2 separate regions of the Homo sapiens genome follow, and region 1 is linked to region 2. A link is an interaction called in ENCODE POLR2A ChIA-PET data of the cell type or tissue named here. Cell type or tissue: endothelial cell of umbilical vein. All regions are shown on one strand.

What was found. ChIA-PET counts read pairs that join two places held together with the same protein. Peaks named below come from ENCODE experiments on the same cell type or tissue, not always from the same donor. Only the 100,000 strongest peaks of a DNase experiment are listed, where the experiment ranks them.
Region 1: POLR2A ChIA-PET joins it to region 2 with 11 read pairs; 2 of 35 experiments call an interaction of 5 or more read pairs at or near these places.

Annotation. Positions count from the first base shown.
Region 1 is chr4:184,641,763-184,646,762 of GRCh38, reverse strand. All of the region lies in intron 2 of CASP3 (caspase 3), which reads left to right. Among named protein-coding and RNA genes, the nearest start is that of CASP3, 5.2 kb to the left of the region's middle. RefSeq lists enhancers at 1,767-2,398, 2,700-3,277, 3,278-3,856. In endothelial cell of umbilical vein, no CTCF peak of the experiment used is centred here; a DNase peak (open chromatin) is centred at 2,012; H3K27ac peaks cover 4,079 bases.
Region 2 is chr4:183,483,104-183,488,103 of GRCh38, reverse strand. It overlaps the pseudogene VTI1BP2. Among named protein-coding and RNA genes, the nearest start is that of ING2-DT, 19 kb to the left of the region's middle. RefSeq lists an enhancer at 4,652-5,000. In endothelial cell of umbilical vein, no CTCF peak of the experiment used is centred here; no DNase peak of the experiment used is centred here.

The sequences.
Region 1 (5,000 bases), 1.2 Mb before region 2:
CAGTTTCAGTCTTCCTGACAGCAGGATTTCTTCAAGCGGTTTTAAACTTGAATCTGATTCTGCAAAGTAGTCATCCTTGGTGGGAGTGCTGAGGCTTTAAAGTCATCTGTAATTTTTATAAAAAGGCATCCGAGATCCTCCATTTTACACTTATATCATACAAATCATTTAGATCTGTGAAGGCTTTCCCATTTTCTCCTTTTGTCCTTCCAAAAACACCATCTTAGGACTTCACCTGGCACAGGGAAGACAGATCGTTTGCACATACTAAGTGCCCTTCTTTCTAACTTGTGTCATAAACTCAGAGGCTTTGAATAGTGGAGAGTGCTCTGTACTGTCTTCCTGGTCACGTGGCCCTTGCCAGAGGAAAGGAAAGGATGGTTTGTTTGTATAGTACAATGGAACTTATTTCAATGTATTCTGTATTTGATTTTACATTCCTGTTCTCATATTTTTACCTTAATTACATAACAAATATTAAAAGATTGACTTCACCAGGCCCAGTTACAATCGCCAGTTTGATAATTCTTATACGTACTCAAATGAATTCAGAGACCAGATGGGAAAAGATTTTGATAAAACCTCTGGTACATCACAACTGAAGTCTTTTCTTGTCCAAACTATTGTGAAACAGATGTTCTTTCTGTTTCATTTGCTAAATCTGGAAACGTGACTGCTTTTGAGACTTTGTCCTCTCTGACAGGTAATAAATATAATCCTGATATTTTTCAAGTTGTTTGACAGAAGTGTAATCTCCCCAGAAGTCCTGCTGGACAGGCTTCACTTTTCCTTTGGAGGAACACAGAGATACAGGGAATATGTTTTAATGACATATACCTAACGCTGAACATGAAACCAGTTATTTTACTTTTATTATTATTATTTTTAGAAACAGCCTTGCTGTGTCACCCAAGCTCAAGTGCAGTGGTGCGATCATAGCTCACTGCAGCCTCCAATTCCTATGCTCAAGTAATCCTCTTGCCTCAGCCTCCTGAGTAGCTGGGACTACAGGTGTGTGCCACCATGCCAGGCTACTTGTTTTTACTTTGTTATAGAGATGGGGTCTCTCTGTGTTGCCCAGACTGGTCTTGAACACATGATCTCAACCATTCCTCCCACCTTGGCCTCCCAAAGTGCTGGGATTACAGGCGCGAGCCACTGTGTCTGGCCTATTTCACTTTAGAAGTAAATTGAATGCCACATGCGAAGTTTGTTAAATTTTTTTAAAAAAGGAAAGAAAACACAAAAGTAAACTACCTAGTCGCATCAGAAATGCCATAGTCATTTTTGCCATTTTTTCATTCATTAGAATTCAGTGCATTATGTTATTTTGTTATCTCTGCAGTAACTTTCTATCATGTTATTTATTTTCTTTGTCTTATTTAAAGCTTCTGAGATTATGGATTTTTGTTTCCTTCCCTGAAGTTAAGTGTTATCATTCCTATATAGTACTAAGCTGTCTACAGAATAGTGGGAGTCTGCCCTCTTGAGTTGGGAAGATCCTAGTTTGAATCTTGGCTGTGCGACTTTAAAGTTCATTAACTTCTCTTAGCCTCAGTCACCTGAACTCTGCAGTGGGGATCCTTATGCCTCAGAGTGTCATTGGGAGGACTCACGAAAATACGCTTGTACTTTGAGTTCAGTACCTAGCCTGTATGAGCCAGCATTAAGAGGGACAGTCATCACGCAGCGCTTTGCACACAGCTCTCACGCCACATCCTTTGGCTACTGTTTTGGTAAATCTTTACTAGTAAATGTTTCTTAAAAGCATTTACATTCATGGACATGATTCAGAAACTAACAGTTGTTTTTTAGGTCTCACTTTGAGATTTAAAAACCCTTAGGGCAGAGACCAGATTTTATTTCTTACCTCAGAGTTTCCCTGTAGGACAGGAACCAGCAACAGCCTAATGAGCTGATTAAGAATTTTAGAGATTTAAAATTTAAATTAGGATTGCCAGTTTTAGAGACTGGCACATAAATGTTTTCATTTAAGGCAGTGACTGTTTCCTTTAGGATATGATTTTTTATCTTTCTAAGATGAGATCACCATCCTCAGAATAATTTGTACCCCGCTGGGCACTAGCTAATGGAGGTGATGTCATGCTAAGCAGCACTTCAGTGAGTTTTGCGGGAACCAAAGCTCTGCTCCCAGGAGTGTGGATTTGGTGCTTTCATGTGGAAAAAGCGGATGATGACAAGTAGAGAGCAAATGTGCGCATGTCTGATGCTGTAAGGATTTCCTTTACCATCATATAAATTTTTAAAGTATATCAAAATAAACTGATAACTGAGAAAATATATGTTGTTCAGATACTAATAATGAAGTTAATGAAGTCCACTATAGTATTTGTCCCTGAGAAATCTTTATCAAATATTTTAAATCCTATTGTAAAATAATGTATTTTTTCTTTCAGTTTTAGAGACTGGCAATCCTAATTTAACATCTCCTTTTGAATTCCCCACCACAGGCACACTTTCACACATTCACTCTTTAATAACAGGTTGTTTCAAATTGTTAATACTTTATAGCTTAATATAGAAATTTCACTTTAGAAATTAATTTTTATTTCTCTGCCTTAATGCTATAGATGTTGTAGTCTGCTTTACTTCAGTATTGTAATGAGTAGTTGGCTAACCACCATGTAAATAGGGAGAACATTCTAGTTTTTTACTTGTGTAGGAAAACACAGCTTGAAATGTCTAAGTATCTATTTTAGAGTGAAGTAAATTTATACTGACAATATTTTTTTGTGTTTGAAGACCTGACTGTTACAGCGTTGGTGGCAAGTGTTAAGGGATCCAGGAACTAGACAAGTGATTCTGAGACCTGAGTTCCAGGTTTCTAAGTAATATCAGTTGGTCTACTGAGAACTTTGCCATAAACATATGTGTTCAGAAATTTCCTTTCTTAGCAGCAGCATCCTGAATTGAACAGAATTACACACACATCAGCCCAGTAAGAAACAATTCATGTTAAGTCCATTGCTATGCCAGGATAAATCTTTTAAATCACAATTATTTTTCCTATTTATATTTTGTCAAATAAGAATGTTCTAAAAACCAAAATTTCTGTTTTCTTTTTTTTTTTTTTTTTTTTTTGAGACGGAGTCTCACTCTGTCGCCCAGGCTGGAGTGCAGTGGCGCGATCTCGGCTCACGGCAAGCTCCACCTCCCGGGTTCACGCCATTCTCCTGCCTCAGCCTCCTGAGTAGCTGGGACTACAGGCACCCACCACCACGCCTGGCTAATTTTTTATATTTTTAGTAGAGACGGGGTTTCACCGTGTTAGCCAGGATGGTCTTGATCTCCCGAACTTGTGATCCGCCCGCCTCGGCCTCCCAAAGTGCTGGGATTACAGGCAAAATTTCTGTTTTCATTTAAGGCAGTGACTATTTCCCTTAGGATGTGATTTTTTTATCCTTCTAAGATGAGATCACCATCCTCAGAATAATTTGTACCCTGCTGGGCACTAGCTAATGGAGGTGATGTCATGCTAAGCAGCACTTCAGTGAGTTTTGCGGGAACCAAAGCTCTGCTCCCAGGAGTGTGGATTTGGTGCTTTCATGTGGAAAAAGCGGATGATGACAAGTAGAGAGCAAATGTGCGCATGTCTGATGCTGTAAGGATTTCATCTACCATCATATAAATTTTTAGAAGTATATCAAAATAAACTGATAACTGAGGCAATGTATGTTGTTCAGATACTAATAATGAAGTTAATGAAGTCCACTATAGTATTTGTATAGTATTTGTATATTACAGTACTCTGAAAAGCTGGTCACTATTTAAAGTTTCCATTACCAGTCACAAGGAGAGAATAATTTTATCCCACAATTTTATTGCTGGCAAAAGACACAAGTTTATTAAAAGTCAGTATTTCAGTGTAAGAGTTACTAGACTGTTTGCAGAAGTGTTCAAAAGAGATCTTTAGGTCCTTGGTTGTCTGTGGAAGCTGATCAGCATTTAGGGGTTCCTGAGCACAGACTGTGAACCCTGCATTTGGCACATGCATTCAGAGAGCCAATTTGAGGCAGACTGGGGGCTAGAAAGGATACTGCCAGGAGCTCCAGGTTCAGCTTCCGAAGTTATTAAGTCTTATTTCCCAGTTTTTAAATTAGACTTCATTTTTTAGAGCAGTTTTAGGTTCAAACCAAAATTGAGAAGAACGTACAGAGACATCCTGTATCCCACCTGCCCCCCAACACGTGCGTAGTCTCCCCCATTATCAACATCCTGCACCAGAGTAGTACATTCTTACAAAGGAACCTACACTGACACGTCATCATCACCCAAACGCCATCGTTCACAATCAAGTTCACTCTTGGTGCTGTTTATCCTATGGTTTTGGACAAATTTACAAGGACTTGTATCCACCATTATATTGTCACACTGAGTAGTTTCACTGCCTTAAAAAGTCTCCGTGCGGGCCGGGCACGGTGGCTCACGCCTGTAATCCCAGCACTTTGGGAGGCCAAGGCGGGCAGATCACGAGGTTAGGAGTTCGAGACCAGCCTGGCCAACATGGTGAAACCCCGTCTCTACTAAAAATACAAAAATTAGCCTGGCATGGTGGCATGCGCCTGTAATCCCAGCTACTCAGGAGGCTGAGGCAGGAGAATCGCTTGAAACCTAAAGGCGGAGGTTGCAGTGAGCCGAGACCACGCCACTGCACTCCAGCCTGAGCAAGGAGCGAAATTCCATCTCAAAACAAAAAAAAAAAAAAAAAAAAATTCTCTGTGCTGTCTCCCTCCCTCCTAGCCACTGGCAACCACTGATCTTTTTACTGTCTCCATAGTTTTGCCTTTTCCAGATTGTCAGATAGTTGGAATCATGCGGTATATATGGCCTTTTCAAACTGGCTTCTTTCACTTAGTAATAATGCATTTAAAGTGTTCATGGCTTGCTAGCTCATTTCTTTTTAGTGCTCAGTAATATTCTGTTCTCTGGATATACCACGGTTTATTTATTCATTCACCGACTGAAGGACATCTTAGTTG
Region 2 (5,000 bases):
AATAGGATGTCCTTTTTTGATAATTGAATCATTTTTATGTGCAAAGTTAGATTTCCATTTTTTTTTTTTTTGCTGGTTAAAATAATGTAACATACATTAAAAATTTTACATATTCGAGTTTCTTTGTAATGTGATAAATAACACTTGTCCTGAAACGATGAACATTTCTCTCTGAGGGAAGTACTGAGTTTATTCTAAAGAGCAAATAAAGGCTGGCTTATAGCCAACTGTCATTCCTTAGTATCTTTAAATTCCCCAGAATCTTCTAATATACACATTCCACCTCCTACGTTGTTTGAAAGTAACTGACCAAGACACATTTTTTTCTTAAATAGCACGTTTCCCTTTAAAGTTTTGTGTGAATTGAGTTTTATAAATCCATTTAAGAAAATGATTAGGAGAGCTAAAGAAGAGTTTTAATAAATCTTTAGGTTTTTGTTTATAACACTACATTTCACTGAGTATTTTTGATTTGTTCTTTACACTGACACTGAGGTAGGCGGCTTTTCACAGATGAAGAAATAGGCTTACAGAGGCCAGATTCTAACATGGAGGTCAGATAGCTACTGAATAGTGGAGCCAGGTCTTCTGGTTTCCAATAAAAGTCCTTCCATTATCCTGTACAAATTAAAAAAATCTTTTTTTTTTTTTTTTTTTTCTTTTTTTTTTTTTTTTTTTTTGAGGCAGGTTCTCACTCTGTCGCCCAGGCTGGAGTGCAGTGGTCTGATCACAGCTCACTGCAGCCTCGACCTCCCAGGCTCAAACCATCTTCCTGCCTCAGCCTCCTGGGTAGCTGGGACCACAGATGTGTGCCACCACACTAGATTAACCTCTATTTTTGATACAGATGATGTCCCCCTATGTTGCCCAGGCTGGTCTCAAACTCCTGGGTTCAAGTGATCTTCCTGCCTCGGCCTCCCAGATTGCTGGGATTACAGGCATGAACCACTGTCCGTGGCCTAAAAGGATCTTTTATTTTTATATTTTTATTTTTAATTTTTTTGAGATGGAGTTTCACTCTTGTCATCCAGGCTGGAGTGCAATGGCATGATCACGGCTCACTGCAACCTCTGCCTCCCAGGTTCAAGTGATTCTCCTGCCTCATCCTTCCAAGTAGCTGGAATTACAGGCACCCATCACCAAGCCCAGCTAACTTTTGTATTTTTAGTAGGGATGGGGTTTCACCACATTGGCCAGGCTGGTTTTGAACTCCTGACCTCAGGTGATCCACCCGTCTCGACTTCCCAAAATGCTAGAATTACAGACATGAGCCACCCCGCCCGGCCAATTTTTTTTTTTTTTTTTTAAATAAAGATGAAGTCTCACTGTGTTGCCCAAGCTGGTCTCAAACTCCTGGGCTCAAGCGATGCTTCTGCTCTGGCCTCCCACAGTGCTGGGATTACAGGTGTGAGCCACCATGCCCAGCCAAAACCAATTGTTAAACAAGAAAAATATTTTTAAAACATCAGAGTGGAAAAGATTCTTAAACAAGATCCTCAATTCATAAATGAATAAGAGTACACCAAAATTAAATAGTTTTGTTCAAAGAAAGATAGAATAGACCATGTTAACACATGGGTAACAGACTGGAAAGAAATACAACATATAAAAGCAATAAAGGGATAAATAGCTACAAAGAACTTCTGCAGGCCGAGCACAGTGGCTCACGCCTGTAATCCCAACACTTTGAGAGGCCGAGGCAGGTGGATCACCTGAGGTCAGGAGTTTGAGAGCAGCCTGGCCAACATGGTGAAACCCCATTCTACTAAAAATACAAAAATTAGCCCTGCATGGTGGCGGGCACCTGTAATCCCAGCTACTCAGGAGGCTGATGCATGAGAATCGCTTGAACCAGGGAGGCGGAGGTTGCAGTGAACCGAGATCGCGCCGCTGCACTCCAGCCTGGGCAACAGAGTGAGACTGTCTCAAAAAAAAAACTTCTGATAATCAGCAAGATAAAACAGGAAACCCTAAAGGAAAATAGTCAAAGGCTATGAGTAGGAATTTTCTTAAAGAGATTCTCAATCTCACCAGAAGATCACTTGAGGTCAGGAGTTTGAGACCAGCCTGGAACATGGTGAAACGCTGTCTACTAAAAATACAAAAATTAGCTGGGTGGGGTGGTGGGTGTCTGTAATCCTAGCTACTCCCGACGCTGATTCATGAGAATGCTTGAGCCTGGGAGGCAGAGGTTGCAGTGAGTCAAGATGGCACCATCACACTCCAGCCTGGGTGACAGAGCAAGACTCCCTCTCAAAACAAATGTAAATAAATACATATATATACTGTTTTTATCTTTCACACTTCTAACCTAATTAAGGTTTATTTTTTATAAGTTGTATATAGTAGAGACATAATTTATTTTCTCTTCCATGAAGCAAGCCATTTTTCCATTTTCACTAAATGACCATTTCCCCTAGGATTTGTCATGCCACCCCCAGGTGATTCAGCTATCGTGCATACTCCATTCTTTTTTTTTTTTTTTTCCAAACAGAGTCTTGCTCTGTCACCCAAGCTGGAGTGCAGTGGCATGATCTCGGCTCACTGCAATCTCCGCCTCCCAGGTTTAAGCAATTTTCATGCCTCAGCTTCCCAAGCAGCTGGGACTACGGGCACGTGCCACCACGCCCGGCTAATTTTTGTATTTTTAGGAGAGACAGGGTTTCACCATGTTGGCAAGGCTGGTCTCGAACTCCTGACCTCAAGTGATCCTCCTGCCTTGGCCTCCCAAAGTGCTGGGATTATAGGTGTGAGCCACTGCTCCTAGCCCACATTCCGTTCTGTACCATTCCTGGCTCTGTGCCTTGACTCTCTCCATTCCCTTGCTCTTTCTCTATGCCCACTACCCAAAATACAGAAATTTAAAATTTTGTTGGCTGGATACTGTGTCTTTATATTGATAGGCAATTCTTTTCTCTTTTCTTTTTCAATTATTTATATAATTCTTATACATATAATAATATAGATAATTCTTTTTCGATTATATTAGCTAGTGTGTAGAGGTTTATTTATTCATTTATTTGTCAAATTGTTGCAAAAAAATCTTGATAGGATCTTTATTAGTATTGCACCACATTTATAGATTAACTTTGGAGGACTGAACAATTCTACAATGACAAATTGTCCCAACCAAGAGCATGATATTAATATCCATTTATGCAGAAGTTATCTTCTCCTTATTTATATATTTTTCTCTTTAATTTATTTGAATTTTTTTGAAGTAGTACGTGCGCATAGTACATGCAAACAGTAAAAAGGGATATCAATAAAATAAATATAGTTCTGCCCCTGACCTCAGCCCCCGCAGCTTCTCTTCCCAGAGGAAGAGCCAGTTTCTTCCCAAAAGAAGCCAGAGATTTGCTGCGCATATGCAGGCGTTTATGGATGTTATAGGATGTTAGTTGGGACCCTTCCTGTCAAAATTTCAGTAGAGGCAATGAGTCTGTGTATGTTATTTCCAAATAAACCATCATGCAAAAACCTTAGCATAGGTGCATGCGTCTTTTTTTTATTTTTTATTTTGAAACAGAGTCTTGCTGTGTCACCCAGGCTGGAGTGCAGTGGTGCGATCTCGGCTCACTGCAACCTCCACCTCCTGGGTTCAAGTGATTCTCCTGCCTCAGCCTCCCACGTAGTTGGGCTTACAGGCCTGTGCCACCTTGCCCAGCTAGTTTTTGTATTTTTTTAAAAGAAGTCATAAACAGCATTTATTACCTTGGTATATCATACTGGTCTTCTTGCTGTTCCTTCACATTTAAGTGGCTTTCCATCTTTCCTGCCTCCTCCCACAGCCTGGTTACACAGTGCATGCCTGAACTGTTAGCCCTCAGCAGCAATATGCTTATTCCATCCACATCCCTAACCTCATGCATTCACAAGGTGAAAGTTCTGGTCCACAAACCCTTCCCTACAGGAAGTTCAATGGTTGCGAAAGAATCTGTAGTAAACCAGGCCTCCCAGGACGGCGAGCTCCAGTAAGATGATGATGGAAAACAGCAGCTTGTTGGTTGTCACTTTTCTGGACATTGAACGGAGAATCTTTCGACTTTTGCTCAAGTTTTCAGTTGTGTTTATCAGTCTACTCTTGGTGCGTTCTAAATGGTCTCGTTGTTCCCCCAGCTCTTCTATGGTTTCTGAGCCAATCTGGTCAGTCTCCGTGGCAATCTGATGAGAACGTTCAATACTTTGGGTGGCCCGGTTCAGGTTTTCAGGACCTTGCAGAAGCATTGCCCTTTGAGACTGTAGCCGATTCATATGCTCATTCTCTACAGCATATATGTCATATTTCATGTCTCCTCGCCCTCCTGGTGTGGCTGTCAAAGGCGTGCTTCTCACCTCCCGATGGAGTTTGGCAAGGTCCTTCCGGTAGTTTCGAAGCTTAGACGTCATGGTGTTATGGAAAGACAGGGGTGCATAACGTAGCTCCTCCTCCATCCCTGCCAGCATTTCATTTGCTTCCTGTTGCTTTTCATCAAAATCCCTGATCGACTTATTCTCTTCGGTCCCCGCCGTCCCCAGCAGCTGCTCGGGCACCCCTTGTAGGTCTTCGTGGAGGCCGCGGAAGATTTCGTGCAGCTTCTTGAAACGCTCGGAGGAGGCGGCGGAGGTGGCCATGGCGCAGGCCGCGCTCCAGCAGCGGCCACCAAGATTCGGGGCGCTGGGCCCTCTCCTAGCCCAGCGGTCAGCCGCCCAGCCCCGTGGCTATCACAGCGACCGCCGCGCCACCGCTGCCCAGGACGAGGCTCTTCTGGGGCGCTATTTTTTTGTATTTTTAGTAGAGACGGGGTTTCACCATGTTGGTCAGGCTGGTCTCGAACTCCTGACCTCAAGTTATCTGCGTACTCCGGCCTCCTAAAATGCTAGGATTACAGGCATTGAGAGGTGACAGCGTGCTGGCAAGTCCTCACAATCCTCGCTTGCTCTCGGCGCCTCCTCTGCCTGGGCTCCCACTTTGGCGGCACTTGAGGAGCCCTTCAGCCCACCACTGCACTGTGGGAGCC